2 separate regions of the Homo sapiens genome follow, and region 1 is linked to region 2. Evidence: chromatin loops called from intact Hi-C (ENCODE). Cell type or tissue: heart right ventricle. All regions are shown on one strand. Links, peaks and the distances in the headings refer to the core of each region. The heading gives the core; the rest is flanking DNA.

Region 1 (8,000 bases), core at 1-8,000, 200 kb after region 2:
GACATTTAAATCTTTAATCCTGGCTGGACAAGATGGCTGACACCTGTAATCTCAGCACTTTGGGAGGCCGAGCAAGGTGGATGGTTTGAGCTCAGGAGTTCAAGATCAGCCTGGACAACATGGTGAAACCCCATCTCTACCAAAGAACATAAAAAAATTAGCCAGGCATGGTGGGGCGCGCCTATTGTCCCAGCTCCTTGGGAAGCTGAGGTAGGAGGATCACTTGAACCTAGGAGGTGGAGGTTGCAGTGAGCCGCACTGGTACCACTGCACTCCAACCTGGGTGACAGAGTCAGACCCTTTCTCAGGAAGAAAAAAAAGAACAATTTAAATATGTAATCCATCCTGAGTTAATTTTTGTTTCTGGTGAAAGGTAAGGGTCCGGTTTCAATCTTCTGCATATGGCTAGCCAGCTATCCCAGCACCATTTATTGAATAGGGAGTCCTTTCCCCACTGCATATTTTTGTCAATTTTGTTGAAGATCAGATGGCTGTAGGTGTGTGGCTTTATTTCTGGGCTCTCTATTTTGTTACATTGGACTATGTGTCTGTTTTTGTAACAGTACTATGGTGTTTTGGTTACTGTAGCCTTGTAGTACAGTTTGAAGATAAGGTGATGCCTCCAGCTTTGTTCTTTTTGCTTAGGTTTGCTTTGGCTATGCGGGCTCTTTTTAGGTTTCATATGAATTTTAGGCTAATTTTTTCCTAGTTCTGTGAAAAATGACTTGGTAGTTTGATGGGAATTGTGTTGAATCTGTAGATTGCTTTAGACAGTGTGGCCATATTAACAGTATTGATTCTTCCAGTCCATCAGCATGGAGTGTTTTTCCATTTGTTTGTGTCATCTCTGATTTCTTTTAGCAGTGTTTTGTAGTTCTTCTAGAGATCATTTACCTCCTTGGTTAAATGTATTCCTAGGTATTTTGTGTGTGTGTGTGGCAATTGTAAATGGGATTGTGTTCTTGATTTGGCTCTTAGCTTGAACATTATTGGTGTATGGAAATGCTCCTGATTTTTGTACATTGATTTTGTTTCCCGAAACTTCACTGAAGTTGTTTATCAGTTCCAGGCCTTTTGATGGAGTTCTAATGCTTTTCGATCTGCATTTTACTTTGTTTGATATCAGCGTAGCAACCTGACATTTTATTATTTCCGTTTGCCTGAGAAATCCCTCTATTTTGAGCCTTTCTAAACTAATTCATTTTAGATCAGTTTCTTACTTTCAGCATATAGTTTGGGTTTTATTTGTGAGCCAAATTTAAAACCTTTTTCTTGTAATAAGCCCATTCACATTTATTGGTATGGCTAATAGGTTTGACCTCAACTCAGTCATATTGCTTCATATTATAATCATTATGTGTATTGTAATATAATGCTATGTTTCTTTCTCTACATTATATGTTTTCTTAGTTCTTCTATTTTAAAAATTCCTTTTGGCATTTAGGAAGGTCTGTACCGTTATTTTAGTGGTTTCTTTTATAGTCTCCATTATCCCCTGCTTTCCTACTTAACCCTTTAGTATCTGTCCTGTTTCATTGTTGTTGTTTGTTTTGTTTTGTTTTGAGACAGGGTCTTGCTCTGTCACCCACGCCACAGTGCAGTAGCACAACAATCATAGCTCACTTCAGCCTTGACCTTCTGGGCTCAAGCTATCCTCATACTTCAGCCTCCTGAGTAGCTGGGACCACAGGTGTGAGCTACCACGCTTGGTTAATTTTTGTATTTTTTTAGAGACAGGGTGTCCCTATGTTGCCCAGCCTGGTCTCAAACATTTGGGCTCAAGCAATCTGCTCACCTCAGCCTCCCAAAGTGCTGGCATTATAGGAGTGAGTCACCATGCTCAGCTCTACTTAATTAATTAATTTATTTATTTATTTTCGAGATGGAGTCTTGTTTTGTCACCCAGGCTGGAGTGCAATGGTGCGATCTCTGCTCACTGCAACCTCTGCCTCCCGGGCTCAAGCTATTCTCCTGCCTCAGCCTCCTGAGTAGCTGGGATTACAGGCGCCTACCACCATGCCTGGCTATTTTTTGTATTTTTAGTAAAGAAGGGATTTCATCATGTTGGCCAGGCTGTTTTCGAACTCCTGACCTCAAATGATTCACCCACCTCGGCCACCCGAAGTGCTGGGATTACAGGCATGAGCCACTGTGCCCAGCCTCTACTTAATATTTTAACTGTTAAAATATTATTACTATTCCTCCACACTCATCTCCACCTTTTAGTCTTCAACTTACAATAAACTCTATTAAACGTATCAATATTTTTTCTGAAGTCTCCCGTCATCTCTTGGTTGTATAAAGTTCCTTTTCTAGTAGATTCCTCATGAAGAGCTCAAGGGTATAGAGTTCCTTGAGTTCTCACACGTTTAAAACGTGAAGGACAGCTTGACCAGATATAAAATTCTTAGTTCACAACTTTTATTCTATGAGTTTTTTAAAAATTCTCCACTTTGGTTGCCTTGCCTGTGTGATGCTTTTAAGAAGTCTGAGGTTGGCCGGGCATGGTGGTTCACGCCTGTAATCCCAGCACTTTGGGAGGCTGAGGTGGGTGGATCGCCTGAGGTCAGGAGTTTGAGACCAGCCTGGTCAACATGGTGAAACCCCATCTCTACTAAAAATACAAAAAAAAAAAAAAAAGCCAGATGTGGTGGCAGGTGCCTGTAATCCCAGCTACTTGGGAGGCTGAGGCAGGAGAATTGCTTGAACCTAGGAGGCAGAGCTTGCAGTTAGCTGAGTTTGTGCCACTGCACTCCAGCCTGGGTGACAGAGCCAGACTCCGTCTAAAAAAAAAAAAATTCCCTTGAATTATAGTTTTAAATCTTGGTTCTGTTCCATTCTTTTGTTTTTCTTCATCAAGGATTCCATTATGTATCTATATCTCTATGTATCTATGTATCTTTTTATATATTGCTGCTGCTTTGCGTATCTTTTAATTCAACCAGTTTCCGACCCTTTTTAGTTTTTTCTAATTTTATTTTTTAAAATTTTATTTTCTTTCTTTTACTTCCTTTATTTTCTCTCATTTTTATTCTCTTGGTTATATCCTGCCTTTCTTCAATTTACTTCATTATGCTTTGATTTGACTCTGTTTTCTCTCGGTCACCTTGTAATTTCAGCTTCCTCCCCGTGATACTTTTATTTTCCATTTTTTCCTTGAGCTTAATTAAGTCTCTTTTCTTACCGACATTTGTCCATTTATATGTTTTATTTTTGAATTTCTGATTCAAGGTGGTTTTTCAGATGCCCAAACACTCGTTTAAGGCTATTTAGCTGAAGTATTGTGTTACAGTTTTCTTCTGCTTGGTACTTGTTTATTTTTTTAGGGGTGATGGGAATTTTATCAGTTAAGATGCTCTTGTCTTCTCAAATGTGCAAACAAAGCTAAAAGATGCTCTCTTTTTCTTATAGAAGCAAATGTAGACGGTGTTCACCTATTCATTTCAGGATTTGGAGTGATTTGCAAGCTTTCTAGTTCAAGGGCGCCCTCTTCTGTCAGTATTGCACATTAGTTTTTTTTGTTTGTTTGTTTTTAGAATGTGCTCTGTGTGTGTGTCTGTGTGTGTGTGTGTGTGTGTGTGTGTACACACGTGCTGGGGAGAGGGATGTGGGTCCTCCAAGGTTTTTGTCCTCTTATCTTGCAGAACTCAACATTTCACTTTTGCTTCTTTTCCCTTATCCTCCAGTCTACAAATGACCCCTTTCCTTCTGCCTCCTGTCCCATAAGTCATATGCCTTTCAAAGAACACTGCCTTTGAATTGCATGCCCTTAAGTCCCTTCCTTGTAGTAAGTGCTCTGATTTACCAGGGCTTTTTTTCAGTATTTTTACAGTTAGGGTTACTTTCTCTTTTTTTGAGATACGGTCTCACTTTCACCCAGGCTGGAGTGCCGTGGCATAATCACAGCTAACTGCAGCCTCAAACTCTTGGGCTCAAGTAATCCTCCTGCCTCAGCCTCCCTGGTAGCTGGGACTACAGGCATGTGCCACCACACCCGCTATTTTTTTATTTTTTGTAGAGATGGGGGTCTCACTTTGTTGCCCAGGCTGGTCTCGAATTCCTGGGCTCAATTCATCCACCCACATTGGCCTCCCAAAGTTCTGGGATTATAGGCATTAGCCACTGCGCCCAGCCTGGGTTACTTTCTCTTTCTGGTAGGATTTTATTTATTTATTTATTTATTTATTTATTTATATTTATTTTTTGAGATGAAGTCTTGCTCTGTCACTCAGTCTGGAGAGCAGTGGTGTGATCTCAGCTTACTGCAACCTCTGCCCTCTGTGTTGAAATGATTCTCCTGCCTCAGCCTCCCGAGTAGCTGGGACTACAGGTGGTTACCACCACGCCTAGCTAATTTTTGTATTTTTAGTAGAGACGGGGCTTCACCATGTTGGCCAGGCTGGTCTTGAACTCCTGACCTCAGGTGATCCACCCACCTCGGCCTCCCAAAGTGCTGGGATTACAGGCATGAGCCACTGTGCCCGGCCTCTGGTAGGATTTTAGATCTATCTTAGGGTTACCACTATTTCCCTTTTCTGCAGTTTTTCTTAGACTGCCCTTGTTCTCTGTGAAAACTTGCAGCAAGAGTGTGAGAGACAGCTCACTGGAGATAGATTTTTTTTTTTTAATTTACAGATAATTTGAAGTCTAGGCATTCTGCTGATTCTAGTTGTGCTAAAGGTGTGGGTTTTGGTAGTGTTAGTTTTTTCTTCCTTCCTTCCTTCCTCCCTCCCTTCCTTCCTTCCTTCCTTCCTTCCTAGGATGTGTTGGGAAATTTGAATCGATATAGCCACCTTACCTTGGCTGTCCAGAAGTCTGTTTCTTGAATTTTATTCAATTTATAATGTTTTTGGCTTTAAGTATCAAAGATGCTGGTCTCAGATTGTCTTAGACAGCAGGGAAGTGCATTCCTGTACCTGTAGCAGGAAAACCAATGCAGGACGCCCCAGGGTTGGTGCATCAGGGCCCTGTCTGCAGTGTATGCTGGCTTCATCTTCAGGCGAGATGGCAGCAGCAGTTTCATGACCACAACAAAGGTTGTCTTAGATTGGGTTCCGTAGAAGCAGACCCTGATGTGGGGACTCTTGTGCAAGCGATTTATGAAATCCTCTCAGGAGAAATCTATAAGGAAGTGAAGGAAGCAGGGTATAATAGAAGAAGCAGCTGGTAAAATATGGTTTTAGAAGTCTAGTCTCAGCCTGATCCTGTGGGAAACTCTAGAGCAAGCATGGCACCACCGTATTTGTCCTGGAGGGAGCCAGAACAAGAGGGCTTGACTTTGACTTTTTTTTTTTTTTTTTTTTTTTTGAGACAGGGTCTTGCTCTGTCCCCCAGGCTAGAGTGCAGTGGAGCAATCTTAGCTCACTGCAAAGGGCTTGACTTTTATATATCTGCATCAGTGGTTGATCATAACTGGGACGTGTTCCCACACCTAAACCAACTGCAGTTGGGGCAAGCTCCACCACGACTGGCTTGGACTAGCTGAGATGTACCCCTGTAGCTGGGGCTGTAGTCATCTTCCCCTGAGTCAAGTGAGGAAGGATGGAATTCTGGAACAAAACTGAGGAAGAAGGGAGGGAGTGGATGTCAGGCCAGCAAGCAGCCATGTGTGGAAGTACCCATCTTGTGCCAGACACTGGGTACAGAGGAGTGAACATTTCCAACAAAGAGCCTGCACCCTGGGGACTCTCAGCCTGGCCAGAAAGACAGACAATGAAAAATCTGGGTTTTTAGGGTTCTGATAAGTGCTGTGAAGACCAAGCGAGAGAAGGGAATAGAGATGTCTCAGAAGGGCTTCTTTATATTAGGCGGTCAGGGAAAGCCTTTCTCACAGTGGTGATAACATTTGAGTTGAGGTCTAAAGTAAGGGAAGAAGAGGATTCTGGCAGAAGGAGCAGCAGTGCAGAGGCTGAGGTAGGGACAAGTTTGTGGTACTTGAGGAGCAGGGCAGGGTTACTGTGGTTGGGATGCAGAGAGAGATGTTGGTCTGGGAGGCTGGACCACATGCAGGGGCAGAGACGCGGCCACAGGCCGACAGTCTGTGCAGGCCATGGGTGGTGGTGAGCAGAGGAGTGGCTTGATCGTTTACATGTTTAAAATATATTTTTTCCAACTCAAGTAGAGAATGAGTTGTAAGGGGGCAAGAGTGGAAGCAGGGAGATCAATGAGGAGACTAATGCCATAATCAGGGCCAGAGATCATGATGGTGGCTTGAACCAGAATAGTAGCTGAGCAGCACGGGAGAAAGAGATATATTTGAGGTTTCCTCAGCGGTGGAGCCAATGAGAGCTGCTAATGGACTAAATGCAAGCTCACCCCAGGTCTGGGGATTTCCAATCTCAAAGCCCAGTTTCAGGATCAGGTGCAGGGGTCACCCACCCTCAGGCCCAGTCATGGTGTTGCACATCCAGTAGCAGGAAGAGACCAGGGACCCCTCCGTAGGGCTTTGGTCAGTAGGGTGTGTGCAATGCTGTTCAGAGACAAGGAGGCTAGTGGGGATAGGGGGCAAGCGAGGAACAGGGGATGGAGAGAAATGAAGAGCTTGCCTTCTGACATGCTGGTTCTGACACGTTGTAAGGCATCCAGTGTCAGTGTTGAGTGGGCTGGTGGATAAATGAAGGGAGAGAACTGCAGATAGGTGTGAGGGTTCTGGCTGAATAGAACAGGTGGTGTTCAGAGTCCGAGGCTGGAGGAGCTCACCTGGTGGGAGGTATAGCTGGGGAAGACGAGGGGTCTCAGGACCCCTGGCACAGGCCAACGTTTAGAAGTCAGGGAGGTGAGGAAGATCCAGGGGAAGGGTGTCCCAGAAGCTCCGTGAGGACAGCGGTGCAGCAGAATAGGAGGGAGCCACTGTGCCAAGTCTCTGAGAGTCCAGTGAGATGAGGCAGAGCCTGGAGTGGCCTCAGGGGTAGCGAGGGAAGAGATGAGGATGGGAAGAAGTGAGCACACCAGTTTTTCATAAAGAAACACAAAGAGATAAAGTCAAAGGAGGGAAGGAAGTCAAGGGGCGGCTTCTAATGTGGGACATACCAGAGTGTGTGGGGACCCCTGGGAGGGCGTGGGAGGGAAGGCAAAGAGACTGAGGTGGCTGAGCTTGCTGGGCTTTTCCTGAGAGCAGGGCATGCCTTCTACCCTGGCAGAAGGCAGGGAGATTCCGGGGTGTGAAGATGGGGTCATTTCTGTCCAATGGCTTCTGAGTTCCGGATGAAATTCGAGGGACTTCACCCAGTGAGGGAGGGTGTGTCTGTGAGTTGGCAGAGAAGGTGAGAGAGAGTCTTTTCCAGGTTCCGAGGGAGTGAGTAGATTTCTAGGCCAGGTTGAGGGTGTGTTGAAGGTGAGACCAGTCCCCTGCCTACGAAGTTCTCCAACATCCCGCAGCTCTGGTGCAAGTGTGGGCTGCAGGAAACTGAGATTCCCTTGTGGTGCCATTACCAGGGCTAAAGGGACTATTCAGATGTGGCAGAGGTGGGAGGGAGGGAGAGATCGATGGCAGAGACCAACTCAAGGAACAGAAAGGCCTGTCCGCAAAGGACAGAGATGCCAGCTGGCTCAGATGAGGCCTGAGCAAGCCAGGTGCCGGAACACAGCGGCATAGGCAACGTGTGCTGAGGAGTGAGTGAGCGAGTGAGTGAGTGAGTGAAATGGCCTCCAAGGGGTCTGCCTATGTGAGGACGGGGGAGATGGTGTGCACGCTCACCCCAGGTCTGCTGATTTCCGATCTCGGAGCCCAGTTTCAAAGTGAAGTGCAGGGGTCACCCACCCTCAGGCCCAGTCATGGGCACATCCTGAGTTCTCAGCACCTTCCAGGCGCTGCCATGATTGCCCAGTGAAAGCAAAGGAGCTCAGTGGCAGGCATCTTCCACTGCACCATGGGGCAGCAGGCGGGGGTGCTGCAGGGGAGGTGCAGGCTGTGAGTGGCAGCTCTCTGAGGCTTCCAGGCCCAGGACTTCCTGCACCCCGTCCCACTGCTCTGGGGCCTGCCTTGGCTCCCAGAGACTGGC
Region 2 (16,976 bases), core at 5,352-13,351:
GGGAGTTACATGGATCTCATGAAGATGGAGTAGAGTGGTGGTTACCAGGGCTGGGATGGGGAAGGGGAGCCAGGGAATGAAGGGGTTAAAAAAAAGAGAATATAAATGTATTTATTACCACTGAACTGTACATTTAAAAATGGTAAAGATGGTGAATTATACACATATGTTACCCCAGTAAAGATAAATAAGTAAATAAAAACAAGAAGGCTGGATGCAGTGGCTCAGGCCTCTAATTCCAGCACTTTGGGAGGCTGAGGCAGGTGGATCACCTGAGGTCAGGAGTTTGAGACCAGCCTGGCCAACACGGTGAAACCCCGTCTCTACTAAAAATACAAAAATTAGCCGGGTGTGGTGGCGGGTGCCTGTAATCCCAGCTACTAGGGAGGCTGAGGCAGGAGAATCGCTTGAACCCAGGAGATGGAGGTTGCAGTGAGCTGAGATCGCACCACTGCACTCCAGCCTGGGCGACAGGGCGAAACTGTCTCTGAATGAATGAATGAAAGAAACAAGAGTGAAATTACAAATAGAATTTTAAAAGTCACATGTACATGTGATAGAAACTGCATAGACACAGGTACTTGTCCCAGCTCTGGCACACTAGAAGTCATAAGACCCCCTACTAATCCAGACTGCTCTCATTTTCACCACCTGGACTCAAAAAAAAAAAAAAAAAATGCTTTCCAATCTGCCATCCTCCTTATCCATAGGACAGAAGCCCCAGGCACCCAAGACCCACTCAGGAGCCCCAGGCTGCTCAGCCACACAATTCAGGAAGTGGCTGATAGCAGCTGCGCTCCATCAGGCCCTTGGCCACCAGGACCCCACCACATCGCCACCTCCCAGAACAGAATGTGAAAGATGAAGTCACCAAAGAACCAGCTGCACATCTTCCTCGAAGGTCTGAGTGAGTGGGAGCCCATGAGGACTCTATACCTGCTGCAGAGTGCCCAGGCAGAACCCAGCCCCTTTGTCAGCAGGCCCCTGTGATGTGGCCTCCAGCCAGGCCCTCATCAGTAATGAACATCCTCGGAACCAGTTGGGTGACAACACAGGCCCAGCCCCTACGGATTTCTACCCCCAGCTGGAGCAAAGCCACCTCTGATCCTAGCCACAGATCTCCATAAGCACTAGGTATTCTGTCCAGCCAGTGGACCCCGTATCTTAACCAAATGCCCAAATTAAGGCTCCTCGATTGCACTATGCTCCCTTGGGAAGCCAACATTAGCTGAATCTGTTTTTTGGGGGGTTTTCTGTTTTGAGACAGTGTCTTGCTTTGTCACCCAGGCTGGAGTACAGTGGCACAATCACAGATCACTGCAGCCCCAGCTTCCCAGGCTCAAGCAATCTTCCCACTTCAGCCTCCCCCGAAAGTGCTGGGATGACAGGAGTGAGCTACCACACCTGGCCCATTAGCTGATTCTGAATCACTCCAAATCCAGGGGCAGAGCTAAGCATGACAAGGAGCCACAGCAAACGCTGGCAGACCTGGGTCCCAGGGGTGCCAGGCTGTGGTATGGAGGTGAGCTGGTCTTTGCTGGAAGTAAGTAAGGCCTTCTCCTGGGCATCCCTGCCCCATACGTACTCACACACTCACACCCCTACCTCAGCCCTCAGCCTGGCTCTTCAATCATGCTGCTGCACATCATTAGTAAGGACCCCAAAAGAAAGCCCTCTCAAGGCAGCAACCCCACAGTGCAGGTGGGAGGGGCGCAGGAATCAGGCCAGGTTTGTCCACATCGGGACCTTTCAACCCAGGCCAGCTGTAGAACCCGGTATTGACTTGCCACCACCAGTTGGAGTGCATGGTTGGTCTCACCATGGGTCTTAAAGAGGAGGGATGGGAGAGAATCAGCCTCTAGAAAGGAGCAAGGATTAAAGTAAGTGCAGAGGTGGGGAAAGAGGGTGACCCTGGGCAATTTGTCTTCCTGAATCAGTTTGCAGAACCCTGAGCAAGCCAGGCCCAGGGGTTCCTACACCTGGATACCTGGAGTACCCCACAGAGGGGCTGGGTGTCGTCGGTATCCCAGGACAAAGAACCCTTAAAACTTGTGGTAAATCAATCCTAAGTTCCTGTATTTGATAGGGAGTTTAGGGGGCTGGGAGAAGAAAATAATTTGAGCCTCACACGCTGACTCCCACCTTCATCTGAGCTGTACCCTGGGAGATGGGCAGGGCCTACCCACCTTCACCTGCCCTCCAAGTACTCTCTAAGACTCAGTCTACCTCTCAGCCAGCCTAACTCGTCTCATGCTGCCTTCAGCTCTGTCAGCCTCCCTGTGGAGTCCCCCTCTTCCCAGGCCAGGAAGCCCAGGAAGTAGAGCTATAACATCCATTTCCTATCCCTGGTGCCCAGCCCCGTGAGCTAGAGAGCCGATGATGAATGAACAAACAGACAGATGGCAAAATGAACAGAGGTCGTTGGTTCGTTTCTCTTCTTCTCCTTTCCTCTGGGCATTGTGAGCCTGGTGCCCTGAAGAAGAAATGACCCAGCCCTATCCACACCCCAAACCATCAGCTGTCCCTTGGCCTGGTTCCCATATCTCTAGATTTAATAGCAGACAAGTGACCACACAAGGCAATGCGCCATGGTCCTTGCTTCACTTCCCGGAGAGAACAATGTCAATAGCTTTCGTTTATGTGCCAGATGCGATGCCAGAACACCGGGAATGACATTTTAGATCCCACATTCAAGTGTTTTCAGGCTAAGCGTGAGTTAGCTGTTTAAAGAACACTCACAAAAAGAGGTGATCACTTGATAGGCATCTGTTTCAAACTGTTTCTGAGTTTTGTTTTGTTTTTTTTAGGGGAGCAGGAGCGGTAGCAGCATTCACATGATTTTCAAATGCCCTCCTGGGCATAAGATCCCAAACGGTTACACATGAATCTGTATAACTTGCTTGTCCAGGGGCTTGGCTTGTGAACAGGCTTACACCAGGGCCAGCAGCCACCCCCTCTGGATGTGCTGGCCCAGGGAGAACAGGCCCACTAGTCCTGCACACTGGATATGTCTCTGACAGGGAAGGCAAGGGGTCACAACAAGGCTGGGGGCAGCAAGCAGCCTCCAGACCTTGAGGAAGTAGAAGAAAAGGCCTATGTCCCCATCCCCTAGTCATAGCCAAATGGCCCCCAGGTACCCTAACTCAGATGGCAGTGGAAACCCAAACAACAGCTCAGAAAACACCAGGCTAGACACCTCAGACTTAGCTGATAGTCCAAGACACATAAGCACCCCCAGGGCCTCCCTCAGCATGGCAGGCAGATTAGAGACAGACTTGAATTCAATGGACTCCAGACCTCCCATCTCAAGTGGGCATGGTGACTACGCCCCAACAGGAGACATTCTGACGACCGCTCTGATCAGGAGGGCTCGGACACTACTTCCTAGTGGAAGTACTAGATGTGAAAGGCCCGGACCCAGGCCAGTTCCTGGGGAGAACTGCATGTGGCCTACTTCCCACAGCCGGCCCCCAGGGACCCAGCCCACCCAGGGAGACCAGGGAACCGGCTGCTTTGAAGCTCATTCAGAAAGGAGGCCTTTGCTTCCTTGATTCCATTCCAGGAATTCTCAAACGACAAACATGAAGAAGACTTCCCTTCTTTGTCCCAGCCTCTGCAAGACACCTGAGGTTGCCTCAGTCTCTAGACACACTGATGTCTGCCAGTCCGAGGGCCTCCAGGAAACCCTGATGTCAACTCAGAGCATGGGTTCCAAGGCTCAACTCAACCTCTGGACCAAGGGATGGCTGAGGCCATTAGGGGACAGATTCCATTCAGGCCCCTAAGGGGCGGCTTGCTAACCATGCCCAGATGCAGCCCCCAACCCTTGCCCAATTCAACTCTTATATACCCTTCTCAGCTGCACCAGTCCCAGGCCCAGCAATCTGCCCAGGTCACATGGAAATGCCTCCATCCATCTCCCTGCAGGCTGTGTGGGTGACAAGCCTGTTTCTGCATCTTGCCCACTGCCCAGACAGTGAAGGTACCACCACTCCACACCACTCAGCACCTGGCCGACACCTCTCACCTGATGCCCGTGGAGTGTGTAGAGCAGCCGGCCCTCCATCAGGTCCAGGATCTTCAGGGTTGAGTCACTGGAGGCTGTGATCAGGTAGTTTCCCGACGGGTGGAAAGAGAGCCCGTTCACTGCTGCACTGTGCACTGGGGGAAGGACATCAGTCAGGTGCTGGCTAGGAGGCACAGGGAGCACAGCTGAAGCCCAAGACGGGCAATCAGGGCCAATCGAGGCTCAGCACAGGCCTGATGGGGCTGGGTCAGGATGGTCATTGCTCAGAAGAGCTGTGGGGAACCCAACAAGGATTTCCCAGGAGAGGGGCACAATCGAAGAACAGGAAAAGGCCTGTTCAGAGCCAAGGGCAGGCAGTGGAAGACAGGCGGACAGAAACAGATGCAAAAACCAGAGGCAGCAGACGATTCCTCCATCCTCTCCCACAGCACCAAGCGGTCAAGCTGGAGCAGAATAGAGTACTCAAACATACAAACATAGCCTTTGGTCTGCCCGATATACTCTTTCTTTAAAGAAACCAATGGAAAACAAAACCCTTCAAATGTCAATACAATGCCACTGCCACACAGGAAGGACGTGTGTGGGGGCAGACGAGCAGAAAGCTAAGACACTCTTAGGAAGCAGTCAGGCCTGCATTCGGACCCCAAGCCTCCTGCCTGGGCTCACCCCATGACGTTTTTTGAGAGACAGAGTCTCACTCTGTCGCCCAGACTGGAGTGCAGTGGTGCGACCTCAGCTCACTGCAGCCTCCGTCTCCTGGGTTCAAGAGATTCTCCTGCCTCAGCCTCCTGAGTAGCTGAGACTACAGGTGTGCCACTACGTCCAGCTGATTTTTGTATTTTTAGTAGAGATGGGGTTTCACCATGTTAACCAGGCTGGTCTCAAACTCCTGACCTCAGATGATCCACCTGCCTCGGCCTCTCAAGGTGCTGAGATTACAGCCGTGAGCCACCACATCCATCCTGAGCAAGCATCTTAACCACATTGAGCCTCAGTTTCTCCATCTGTACCATAGCACCTATGTGTAAGAGGTACTGTGCGGATGCTACTAAGTTAAGCACATGAGGTCTTTGCAGAGTGAGCCATCCAATGCCAACATGGATGTTCCTCTCCTTTGCCCCCTGTGTTCCATGCAACTCAAGGTCCTGCCACTTCACCCACTCAACAGCTTGGCCCTGTCCATGACTCTCTTTTCCCTACCATCTCAGGCTAACCCCACCATCTTTTCTGGTGTCCCTCACTCTCCAAGAGCCGGCCACCCCAGCTCTGTCGATTCCCCCAGCCGTAGAACTTTTTTACCCCTTGTTTCCAATGGGCCTGGGAGACTCTTGCCCTTCCCTTTCCCTGACCTTAAAGCTCATTACTGGAAGCTGCCTTCTCCAGGAAGCCTCCCCTGGCCTCCCAATTAGGGCCACCCCCTTCATTTGTCCTTCCAAAGCAGCACAAGCCTCCCATCGGTTCACTCTTCACATTCACATGCAACTATCTGACTCACATCTGGATCTCCCATGAGACCATGAACTCCATCAGGCAGGGGTGGTAAGTCCCTGGCACCGAGCAGGACTCAGAAAGTGGTTGGTGAGCAGGTGCTTAAGCTGGGTATCCAGAAGCCCCAGCAGGTTACACAACTCTCCCTCAAGGTCAAGAGCATGTTCTAGGTGAAGCTGGGGGCACACCTGGGCAGTCTACGTGGGGACAGAGCAACTCCACAGCCAATGCATGGATCAGCTGTATCACAGCCTCCTAGGGTGCCTTCTGAGGAAAACCCCAGTGTCTTTCTTCCCATTACCAGAGGCCCAATGAGGAAAACCAGTGGGGCTAAAATAACCATGACCCTGCCAAGTCAGAATTGCCACCAACATAAAGGCAGATTCAAAACCAACCGTCATCTTAGCACTGAAAGGCTGTAAGAACCACTACTGGGTTGGTAAACACACCCAACACGAAACGGCCCTCAACAAGGCCCACAGGGTGCACGCAGTCCCTCAGATGCCAGCCCAGCTGATGTGCCGATGTGCCGGGGAGTCTGGATACGTGTTCCCAGGCACACTTAGGGGGAAACAGCCAAGGCTTTACGTAACATGATATTTATATCTCAACAACACCCTCCAAGCGCCAGGATCTCCAGGAGGCAGGCTGGAGAGGGACCAGTGGGGTCTCTGAAGCCAGCTCTTGGAGGCAGAATTCAGAGACCCCCCCACCAGAAAGTCTGCACTGGGATGAAGGCCACCTCCACCCCTCCATGAGCAGAAGCTGCCAGAGGAACAGCCGGTGGCAGGAGGGTGCAGAAGGGAGGGCATGCTCAGGGAGCTCTGGGCTTCCCAGCACCATCAAGGTGGCAGGGTCAGTGTATGGATGCCACACCAGGGGCCCCCACCTGGTCAAGCCCATCCAAGGGAAAGAATCTCTCCCAGAAGAAGGGCAACAGAATCTCCACTCCACATAAATGCCAGGAATACCCAAGCCTGGATAGAAACACCTAGAACCATTTACTCCAGAAGAGGGGCTGGCCTGGCATACCAGGCTTTGGGGGATACCCCAGACACCAGGACCCACCCCACCTTTCCCCACTTGCTCTCCTGCCTCACCTACTGGCCGCACCAGCCTCCACTCTCACTCCTCTTGCCTCTGTGGAGGTGGTGGGGAGCGGGTAGTCTATGGAGGCCTCATCGTAAGAACCACCCCTGCATGAGAGTCTACCACGAAGGCTAGGCTGTCCCATGAGGGCATGAGCCTTCTATCATGATGCCTTGAGCGCCAAATGTCTGAGCATGATCCACTTTTTTTCAAGTCCAAAGCCGCAGGCCTCTTCTTGGCTCCATGGCAGATATCAGTGATGACACATACTGCCACCTGGGTGGCAGCTGTGAGCTTGTGGCTCTTATCCCATCTCCACTCCAAAGAGAGAACTCTGACTCCAGGTCAAAGATACACCAACATCAAACTTCTACAGATCCTCAGGGACCCAGGGATGAGGCCACCACAGCCCCTGCTCCCAAATACCAAGAACTAGTCATGGCTTGTGGGCAGTAGGTGGTCTAAGCAGAGACCTGAGTACACCCACTCCATGCTGCTCTGCCTGTAGAGGCTTGGGCAAACCTAGGCCCACTACCTAACGGGCTGCAAACCAGCCAAGGGCCCAGAGAAAGCCTGGGTGCCCAAGCAGGAGGTTCCTCTCTAGAGGAGACCATGCCAGGGCCAAGCCCCATCCCAACATCCTTCCACAAAAGGACCGCTCATTTTCCCCAGGGTGGTCTCTTGCGATGCGCAACTGATGTTACTAGTGACACGGTGGCTCTGGGTTGACAAGAGGCTTTGGATTCATACCACAAAAGTGCTCTGATACCAGCAGCAAAGGACACCCAAAACACTCCTCTGTGTAAATGCCGTGTAAATGCTCACTTCAGGACAGTGGGAGAGTAGGTTGGCTAGATCAGGTGGGACAGCACCACTGTACCCCAATCAACCCTTTTAGTCTCAAAACACCCAGTACAGGGTACAGGCCTGCCCTGATAGCTGCAACTACTTAAAACCCTCCGGCCGGGCATGGTGACTCACGCCTGTAATCCCAGCACTTTGGGAGGCCGAGGTGGGAGGACTGCTTGAGCTCAGGAGTTCAAGACCAGCCTGGGAAATACAGTGAGACCCCAACCCCATCTCTGAAAGAGAAAAAAAAAAAGACAAAACCCTCCATGACAATGTATCAGGCCAGGCGGGGGTGCAGGGCTGCACTAAAGACCATCGGACAGAGAGCTTGGGACTCTATGAGTTCTAAGCCCTGCTGACAGCCAGCCAAAGAGACCACCTCTCCCAGGGAGCCTGAAGAGTAAATGACTAGAGTCACCGAAGTGCAAGGAACCGAGCGTGAGCCTGTCAACAGAATGCCAGACTCAAAGGCCCTGAGGTGGAGACTCAGACCCATAGCTTTCTAGCTGTGTGACTGTGGGCTGCATGCTCCGCATCTGTGAAATGGAGGGTAGACCTACTTTGCTGGCCACCCAGGCCTGTCACTGGATAATGGACCTGCACGTGCTGTAAGGCACGAAGCACATTACAGGTTCTGGGATGGGGGCTGCTGCTCAGATGCCTGAACAGTCTTAACGTGGGCTCAGAGCATATGGAGCTAACCCACCACCACAGGGATTGGCACTCCCAGGGCTCCACCAGCCCAAATCCTTGCTGAATTGAGAAATCAGAACTGCTCTCTGCAGTGATAGGCCAGAGCCAAGAAACTCCTTACCTAGGAGAGTCAGCCAGCGCAAGACAAATGGCTCCAGCTGCCTCCATAGCCCAAAGCCCCAAGTGGGCTTCAACTCCAACAACCCTAGCAGGAACAGGAAGTGCCCTCATAGAGCACAACTATGGACGGCTGGATGCAGGCAGGCTGGGGCTTGCTAGCCACACACTGCAGTATCATTAACCAAATCCTCTCACAAGAGCCCATCAGCGTCCAACACCCGAAGGCCATTCTGGAAGTGCCTGATGCCCATCCAGAGTCACTAGGGGAGACACTGCACGTCACTGTGTCCGTAGGTTTCCCTTGGGTTTCCTAGGGATCAGGGACAGAAAGCGGATCAGGCATCTGTTGCCAGAGTACTGGGAGCCCTTCCTGGGGAATGAGCCTCCAAAGAGATTCCACTGCACCTATGGGGGTGGGGGAGCCACTTGGGTAGAGGGTTTCCCCCTAGTTTCAGCTAAAGGTTTTCTGGGGAGCCCCAAGACCAGAGCAGACCTGGCCATGTCCTCCCGTCAGCAGAGGATGAGAGGTATGTTCCCCCTACCCAGGGAGCTCAGATCAACCTGGCTCACTGCACCCCTAAGGGTCAGCCTAGAGGCTATGGGATGACTCCGCTATCCTGTGAACACCCACCACTGGCCACGGCATTGAGCAGGGAGCTCAGGGGGAACCGGCTGTGTTTATGGGGTACTCCAAATCCTGCTAAGCCTCCAATCTACACTAGGGGTGGCTTAGGGATGAGACACTGCAGGCCCACTGAGAGGCTGTCATAAGAGGCAAGGCCAGAAGCACAAGCAGACTGCAATCTCCCAGCAGGGCCTGTCAGCCCACACACTCAGCTCCACTCAGGACTCAGCCCCTGGAGCTCATCTGAGTCCATCCACACCTCCCCAACCCTGCCATCATGGAGATCCGCCCCTGCCCTCTGCCAAGCCTGCTCCCTCCAGGTCCCCAGCTCCCTCTCCCCAGTACCCACCGCTCTCCTCGGCTGCTCTGCATTGCTCCACCTCCTGACAACCCTCTTCACAAGACCCCACTCTCCTTCACTCCCCAGCCTCTGCCCTCCTCAGCTCTCCCATGCTTGGAGACGGGGTTCATACCTCTCACTCTGGCTGCTTTGTGGACCTTTATCTTCTGTGGCCCCTCAATTATAGGGGCTCAGAATGTGACCTCAGCCATTCTCACATCCCAGATCCCTGGGTCCAGCTGGCCCCTCCACCCCAACAGGGTCAGCTTCTCTGCTTCTACTCAACCTCTGCAACCCATCCCCCACTCTGATGCCAGCCCCTACTTTGATACCAGGCACAGCTGGACACCTACCCATCACTGGGACACATGGGGCACACCAGCCCCCAACCCCAGCAGGCTCTGGACACCGCTATCCTCTCAGATGTCCTTCTTCCCTTCATACCTTAAATGACGAGGCTAGTCCTAGCACTGCCAATCAGGCCACATCTTTGGGACCCCGAGCCAGAGATGGCATCCAAGGCCCTTCCCAAGGGGTACCTGCTGTTATACCCATGAACACCAGGCCCAGGCTCCTGATCCATCAGAGATGGGTCTGGACCCTCCCAGGGTCACCTAGACATCCTCTCTGCCCAGTGTCAGGACTTATGTAGCACAAACCACATACCTAGCCCTGTGTTATAACCCTTTTGTGGCTTTTCCCATCAGAGCCTCACAAAGCCATGAGGAAGGCCTATTGCCACCCCCTTTACAGAAAGGAACCACAGCATGTGCTCCTGACCACTGTCCTGCCTCGTCGCCTTCCACTCCCATCTCTCCCTGTCCAAGTCCTCCCTCCTCTGCACCTGCCCACGTTCCCCAGGCAGCTGGGCAGATGTGCCCCATCCCCAAGCCCCAGCCCTTCACTCAGGCCTGGCCCAGAGCAGAAGGCTGAAGGAAGGATAGGAAAGATATGGGCTCCAAGTGGAGGCAAGCCCCACTGCTCTTCTGTTCCAGAAGCCTCTGTCTGAAAGAGCATTGGTAACAAACCTCAGGGCTTCCTATGGAGGGGGGTGGGGTGGGGGAACAGGTTCTTGTGGCTGGCCCCTGCCACCTGGTGGTGCTGTAGGGTACTACAGGCCTTAACCAACCAGGTTGGCCTCACCAGCCCAGACAGGACCAAGACAGTGTCATTGTCATCATCACTAACATTGTACCTCCTTCCCCCCATTTTGTGCCAGCCACCCTCTCAATTCTTGATATGAAACAACTCATTAAACCTCCCAACACCTCCTGTGAGACAGGCCCCATCATTGTCCCAGAGGCCCCACAGAGTCAAATGACCTGCCCAATATCACACAGCCAGGAATGCTTTAAAAGCCAGCTGCAGAGCCCACTCTCCACCATGTGCTGTTCAAGATTAGGATCTTCTCCCCATTCTGGGAAGGTGTGCTCACCTCTGTTACCCCAAAGAAAGTGCTGTACTTGAACACCAGGAGTCAGCTAGGAAGGGTGTGTGTGTGTCAGGGGTGGGTGGGGTCGGAACCCCACACCTGTGTCCAGCCATGTCCTTCCCATTTCAGGTGTGGCTTAAGGAAGCGAGCCCAAGAACTTTAAGCTTAGTCCCAGGTTAACAACCACGGTTCTTCAAACAACTCCAGCTCTGCCTCCTTCCTGGTCTCGGCCCTGGTCCAGTCTTGCTCATCTCTGTTTTGCCAGCTACACAATTCCCAGTTTCTCCAATGACCCCTCACCAGCTCCCTTCCCTGAGCCCATCCCTGGAACTGGGGCGCCTCATGGCCCTGCCCACTCATACTTGCTCTCAGGCCAGTTCCCTACCCAGTACTCTCAGCGAACTCATCCTGGGCATGTCTAAGTCTGCCCTCGCCCTCCAACTCCCACCTGGAGCCTGACATGAGCCCATGCCCACTGCCCGCCACCCTGCCTTCCAAGGGCTACCATCCTGGGCCTGGCCCCTAGCTAAGTCAACCCTCCCTATGACTCTACATCTGCGGAGGACACTGTAAGACCAGAGGTGGCCACGGTCCCACCAATGCTGGCCTCTACTGACAGCCCTGTTCCCTTTACCACAGGTCAAGGGCTGTCACCTTGGCCCTGGAGGGCAGAGCCTCCATCACCAGGAAAGGCAAGTGGCATGCCCCTGAGAAGTGGTCCTCAAGGGAAGCCCTGACCAGAGCCCCAGTGAGGACTCCCCATCTGGCCCTGCAGTATGTGTGAGATTCTGCCACTTCGGAGGTGAGCATTGACTGGCTCAGTGGAAGCCAGGTAGCACCAGGCTCCATCTCCTGGCCAAGGTTCCAAGCCAGGCCAGCCATGCCACAGACTCCCACCCCTGGAATCCCAACAAACCCAGGACACCTTCCTGCCCAAGGCCATCTCAGACCCATTTAAGCACTACAGCACAGGACAACATCCAACACCATCACAGTCCCACCAGGGCTGCCCTTGGGCCCAGGAGGCTGTTCACCACTCACACTGATAATGCTGCAGCAGCCGGTGAGTCCGCACGTCCCACACCTTCACTGTGTTGTCCATGCCGGCAGCGGCAATGCACGTCCCACTGGGGTGGAAGTCCACATAGGTGACAAAGCTGGAAAGACAGGGGCCACTATGCACTATAGGAGGTCTGCCCTGGTTCAGGACGGACCCAGAAACATTTGGTGCTTTCCCCATCCCTGTGTCCTGCCCACGCTGTTCCCTTGACCCAGACACCTCCTTTCTGTCACACTTGTTTACCAGGTGGCCAAGGGAGAGCAAGAAGAAGTAAAAGGTGAGAACAGTGGCCAGCAACAAACTAAGGTGGACTGACCAGGGAGCACATCCCACCGCCAATTTTCAATACAAGTTGAGAGAGCTATCTTCAAACCCAAAAGTTAGCCAGGCTCCCCTGGGATTTTCAAAGTTGGAGCTGGTACCCTTCCCAGGGGTGGCTGCAGGGCAGATCCTGCCAGCTGAGGCACAGGTGGGAAGGTCCAGCAGGACTACAGGGCCATTGGCCCACCCCTTTCTAGGAGACAGGCCAAGGACCCTCACCACACCCATATGTGATACCCAGGCTGGTACCATGTCCACCTCTCAAGGAGAAGCCCTTGTGGCTCCCAGCCCAACAAAGAAGGGCAGAAGCTGGGGTCTCTACTCAAATGTAGGCACCTCTCTCTCCTGATGATGTGGCACAATATGAACAGCCACCATCTGCTACAAGAACCCAACAAGAATTTTGTAAAGCCATCATCATGGATAACATACCAAGAGGCTTTAAAATGTAGTTTGGGCGACTGAGTGTCAACTGCTGCCAGACAGACATGTTGTAATCCTGACAACCAGAAAGTGAAGGAGAAAAAGAGGAGCACAAATAATTACACAGCTCCAAAGAATTGCATGGCTTGAGGTTAAGCACTCCTGCTATTTGTGGGATGGGGCCAAAGCTTCCATCCACACAGCAAAAGATACAATGCTAGGTTGCCAGACCTCGCAAAAAGCACCAGACAAGGGGCAGCAGTGATAAGGCTGCTGGTCCCACGGCTCCAGCCACTGAAGGCCACTGGGCCTCCTCATGCCCAGGTCTGTGCTCTGTGCTTGAGCGCCTACAGGTGGAGGACAGCATCTGGGGACTCACCCGCCATGCTCACAATACGAGTGGACACATTCCCGGCTGCTCTTGTCCCACAGCTTAACAGTCTTGTCATCACTGGCAGACACGATGAGCCGCCCGTCGGGGGAGAACCTGAACCGGGTGGGGCACAAGTCACATCACAGACTAACAGACGACATGGGCACCACACACCTTCTTCCACAGCCACTCTTCCCCGAGTGCCTACTATCTGCCTGCAGGAACCACCCGGGGTCACATGCCCTGCTGTGATTTTTTTTTTTTTAATTTGAATACCCTAATTTGTCTTTTCAGGAACAAATGCATTGCATCCTAGGAGGCAATGTTACTTCTGTTTATTTGGTCATATCTTAAATTATACTTTGTTTCTGAAAATAGTTAACTTTTAGCACATCATTTTTCTTTTTTCCTTCTGAAGAGTTTTTCAGGAAACTGTGACTAAATTTTGTTTTTGTTTTTGTTTTGTTTTTTAGACAGGGTATTGCTCTGTCACCCAGGCTGGAGTGCAGTGGTGTGATCTCAGCTCACTGCAGCCTCTACCTCCTGGGCTCAAGAGATCCTCCCACCTAAGCCTCCTGAGCAGCTGGGACTACAGGCGTGCACCACCACACCCAGCTAATTTTATTTTATTTTATTTTATTGTAGAGATGGGAGTCTCACTATGTTGCCCAGGCTGGTCCTCTAACTCCTGGAGTCAAAGGATCCTCCCACCTCATCCACCCAAAGTGCTAGGATTACAGACATGCACCTTCAAGCTCGGCCTATGACTTAATTTTAAATGTTATAAAAATGTTTCCTTTATTTTTTTCTTCCTGAATCTGTGAAACTTATTGATCTTTCCTGTTGCTCTTGTTTTCGTTTTCTTACGTAGCTTCATGAGCAAATAGCCCCTCTCCCATCCCAACAGCAAACTCTGACCAAAAGGGAAAAAGAGAAATTCTTCCTGACTTAGAGGAAAACCAAACATAAATAAACAAAAAGAAAAGAAAAAAAAAAAGGTGCCTGCCTCACGAGTGAGCACAGAGCAGCCTCATGCACATAAAGCCCCAGCACTGCCCCTGACGCACAGCACATGGCAACATGCAGCCGACTGCCTGCCGGCAACATTTGCATAAAGGTGGCCAAAAGCTCACCATCAGTGTCATTACTCTGGGACCAGGTCCTCCGAGTCTACATTTGACTCAAGTGCGGGTCAGCAAGACACAATCTGCCAACAAAAGGCATGAGGTCCTGGGGACTGCCACCAAAGGCCCAGTATGGACTTGACACCCCAGTTTGCTGGCCTGGCCCCTCCTGATCTCAGGACCCTAGTCATAAAGCCTCTAAGAGCCATCAGGGGTCTCCCAGGACAAAGGAATGGGGGTGCCCTGGAGAACAGTAACTTGTATGGGGTCCCCAGAAGAACACAGCTCAATAGTCCCCAACTTCTGACTCATGTGGTTTCCTAATGTCACCTGGCACCCCAACCCCTTCCTCTGAAGCAAAGATATTTGACCCATGGGGAAGCTCTGTTGAAAGGAATGAAATAAGCTAGAAGTAGGACTATCTGTCTGCAATTCTTGGACCTTGAAAGGTCCTTTGGGTTACCTGGCCCGCTGTCTGCACAGCACTGGCTCCCTGGCCAGCAGGAAGGCTAGCCTCCAGGCTAAGCCCCCCATCTCCGAAGCCTGCGCCCCCATCTGGGAGCTCTGGAGCAAAATCATCCCCTGAGAACATCCCAGAGGAAAGTAGGCAAGCCTTACTGTCAGAGAGAGTTGGGTTCAAACTCCAGCTCTGCCACAGACCCACCGTGTGCTCTGGGACAAGATACTACTGTTCTGAGCCCCCATTTCCTCATCTGCAAAATGGAAATGCACCTAGCTTGCAGAACTGTCTTAAGGAACAAAAAGAAAATGTGTAATGGTAGTACTGAAAGTACCTAATTGTTTTTGATAATAAATGGCCCCTGTTGACCCAGTTTGTGCTTTGCCAACACAGATGTCAGAGGGTCATCATGGCTGACTATGGACTAACTTACATGTCATGCATCAGCTCCATGAAGCTTCTCGACAACTTACAATGCAGGAGCTATTATTGTTCCATTTTACAGATAAGGAAACCGAGGCTGAGGAAGCTTAAACAATGCCTAAGTAACTTGCCCGAGGTCATAAGTTGGTACCTAGCAGCCCCTGGGCCAGCCCCCAACCCCCAGGGTTCCTCCAAGGGTCTCCAGACAGAACAATGCTCACTTGGCACAGCGGACCCAGTTGATATGCTGGCTCAGGGAGAACAGGAATTTCTGGCGATGAGTTGCCCACACTTTGACTGTCTTGTCGTCAGAGGCTGTCACGAAGGACTGGCCATCACTGCAGAAGTGGACACTCCTCACTGTGGCTGTGTGTGCACGAAACACAGTGGACTCACCTTTGCTACAAGGACAGGCATCCAAGAGTAAGGAAACCCATAACAGTGACATGAGAGCCCACAAGCACATCAAAGCTCTCCTACTCCTCAAGCACCCCTCCCAAAGTCAGTCAAGCCCGAGTACCCCAGTCTCCACAAGGGAAAGCCAGAGCCTCTCCTATATGAACAGAGCACCATCTCTAGGCCCCACCCACATGAACACAGCATCAGGTGGCATTTCTTTAGGGATAGATTGGGTAAGCCCAGAACTCCTCTTCCAACCCTGAGGGGAGGGCTCCAACTGCAGCCCCAGCCTCTGATGGCACCTCTTCCAAAGCAGAGTAGAAGTCCCACTGTGACCAGTCCAGAGCCAAGCTAGGGGACCTGGGTGGGGATGGCTCTGGCACCAGGGCCCCAGACTCCAACAAGCCTCCTCAAAGTGTACGACTCACACATTGGGTACCCAGATGCGGACAGTCTTGTCTCGGGAGCCGGAAGCAAGCAGGTGTCCCGAAGGAGAGAAGTTCACACAGGTGACGGCATCCTTGTGGCCAGTGAAGCGGTAGGCGCGTGACTGCGGCTTCATGTGCCAGACCATGAGGCATGAGTCCATGGAGCCACTGGCTGAGGACAGTGGGTGATGCTATGACCTACAGCTCTAACAGGCTTCAAGCCTCCACCAAGACATTGGAGAGGCAGGGGGAGCAACTGGCCCAGCTCCATCTTCCCTGGCATCCACAAACAGACCGTGAGAAGTCTCCCATGGAGCAGAGCACATCTCGAGGTATGGTCTGGAGGTGGAGAGCCTGTGGCCCAGAGTTCTCCAAGGAGCACACCCACATGGGAATAAGACCGAGGCCCTTCCCATGCTAGCCTTGGACTGCAATCCAGAGCTCTGGGAAAACTCATTCCCATGGGGCCCAGGGTCTCCCCCCAGACACATCCTGAGGGCACCAGAGAGCAAGTCCTCCCCAGCTGGGAAGCCAGCCCCTCCCATTGAGAGGGCCCAACTCAGTATGAAGCCTAAAGGAGGTCCCCAAAACTGATCAAAAATCACTTCAGTTCCCTCTTAACCTTTACACATCAGAGGGTCTTGATGACAGGATGAAGGGGCAAGCCTCCTCTGCAGGAACCAGAAAGCGCAGTCATAAAAGCTGTGTACGAAACCTCATGCAACCAAGGAAGGGGGACAGTCAGCTGCAGCATAAGAGCAGTGGGGTCGAGGGGGGTGCCCATCTCTGCTCAACAGCCTTCTCACTGACAAGGCTCTTCAACAAGGTGTGCCTTATTACTGTGGGCAACAGAATCAGTAAAGCTTCAAGGAAAAGGAGTCACTGTTTAGGGCCCACACCAAAAGACAGACCCAAAAGGTGGCTAGGGTGTGCAGAAAAGACCCAGATCCCAGTCCCACCCTCAAAAGCTCTGTGGCCTTAGCAAGGCCCCTAACCTCTCTGACCCTCAGGCTCTGCATGTAAAATGAAGCTCATGAAGCCCAGTGCCCAAAGAGCTGGCAAGCAGAAGCAAGACTAGAAGCAGGTCTAGACAAAGCTGTGCAGTCCTTGTGCTCTGCTTCCCACCCACCACCCCTCCGAGGTAAAAACTTGGCCTGTTCAGCTCATAACCTAGCACCTAGACAGGGTGCCTCTTCTTACCCAGCTGCTTTGTGTTGATACTGAAGTCCACACAGGTAACTGCATCTCGGTGGCCCTTAAAATGCCTTTCCAGCGAGGGGTCCTCCTGAGAGAGAGCCAGGG

What was found. Peaks named below come from ENCODE experiments on the same cell type or tissue, not always from the same donor. Only the 100,000 strongest peaks of a DNase experiment are listed, where the experiment ranks them.
Region 1: a loop joins it to region 2, with 4 times the contacts of the local background. A loop is called at or near these places in 7 of 110 quality-filtered maps.

The regions. Positions count from the first base shown.
Region 1 is chr3:52,336,248-52,344,247 of GRCh38, forward strand. The region is part of intron 8 of DNAH1 (dynein axonemal heavy chain 1); the gene reads left to right. Among named protein-coding and RNA genes, the nearest start is that of DNAH1, 24 kb to the left of the region's middle. RefSeq lists an enhancer at 7,306-7,807. In heart right ventricle, for the core only: a CTCF peak has its summit at 3,493 (motif pointing left); no DNase peak of the experiment used is centred there.
Region 2 is chr3:52,134,142-52,151,117 of GRCh38, forward strand. It overlaps POC1A (POC1 centriolar protein A), which reads right to left. Exons shown (of 11, transcript NM_015426.5): 2 at 16,875-16,959; 3 at 15,675-15,846; 4 at 15,069-15,248; 5 at 12,847-12,954; 6 at 11,705-11,820; 7 at 4,028-4,161. Among named protein-coding and RNA genes, the nearest start is that of POC1A, 12 kb to the right of the region's middle. RefSeq lists an enhancer at 920-969. In heart right ventricle, for the core only: a CTCF peak has its summit at 10,339 (motif pointing left); DNase peaks (open chromatin) are centred at 6,043 and 10,310; H3K27ac peaks cover 1,492 bases.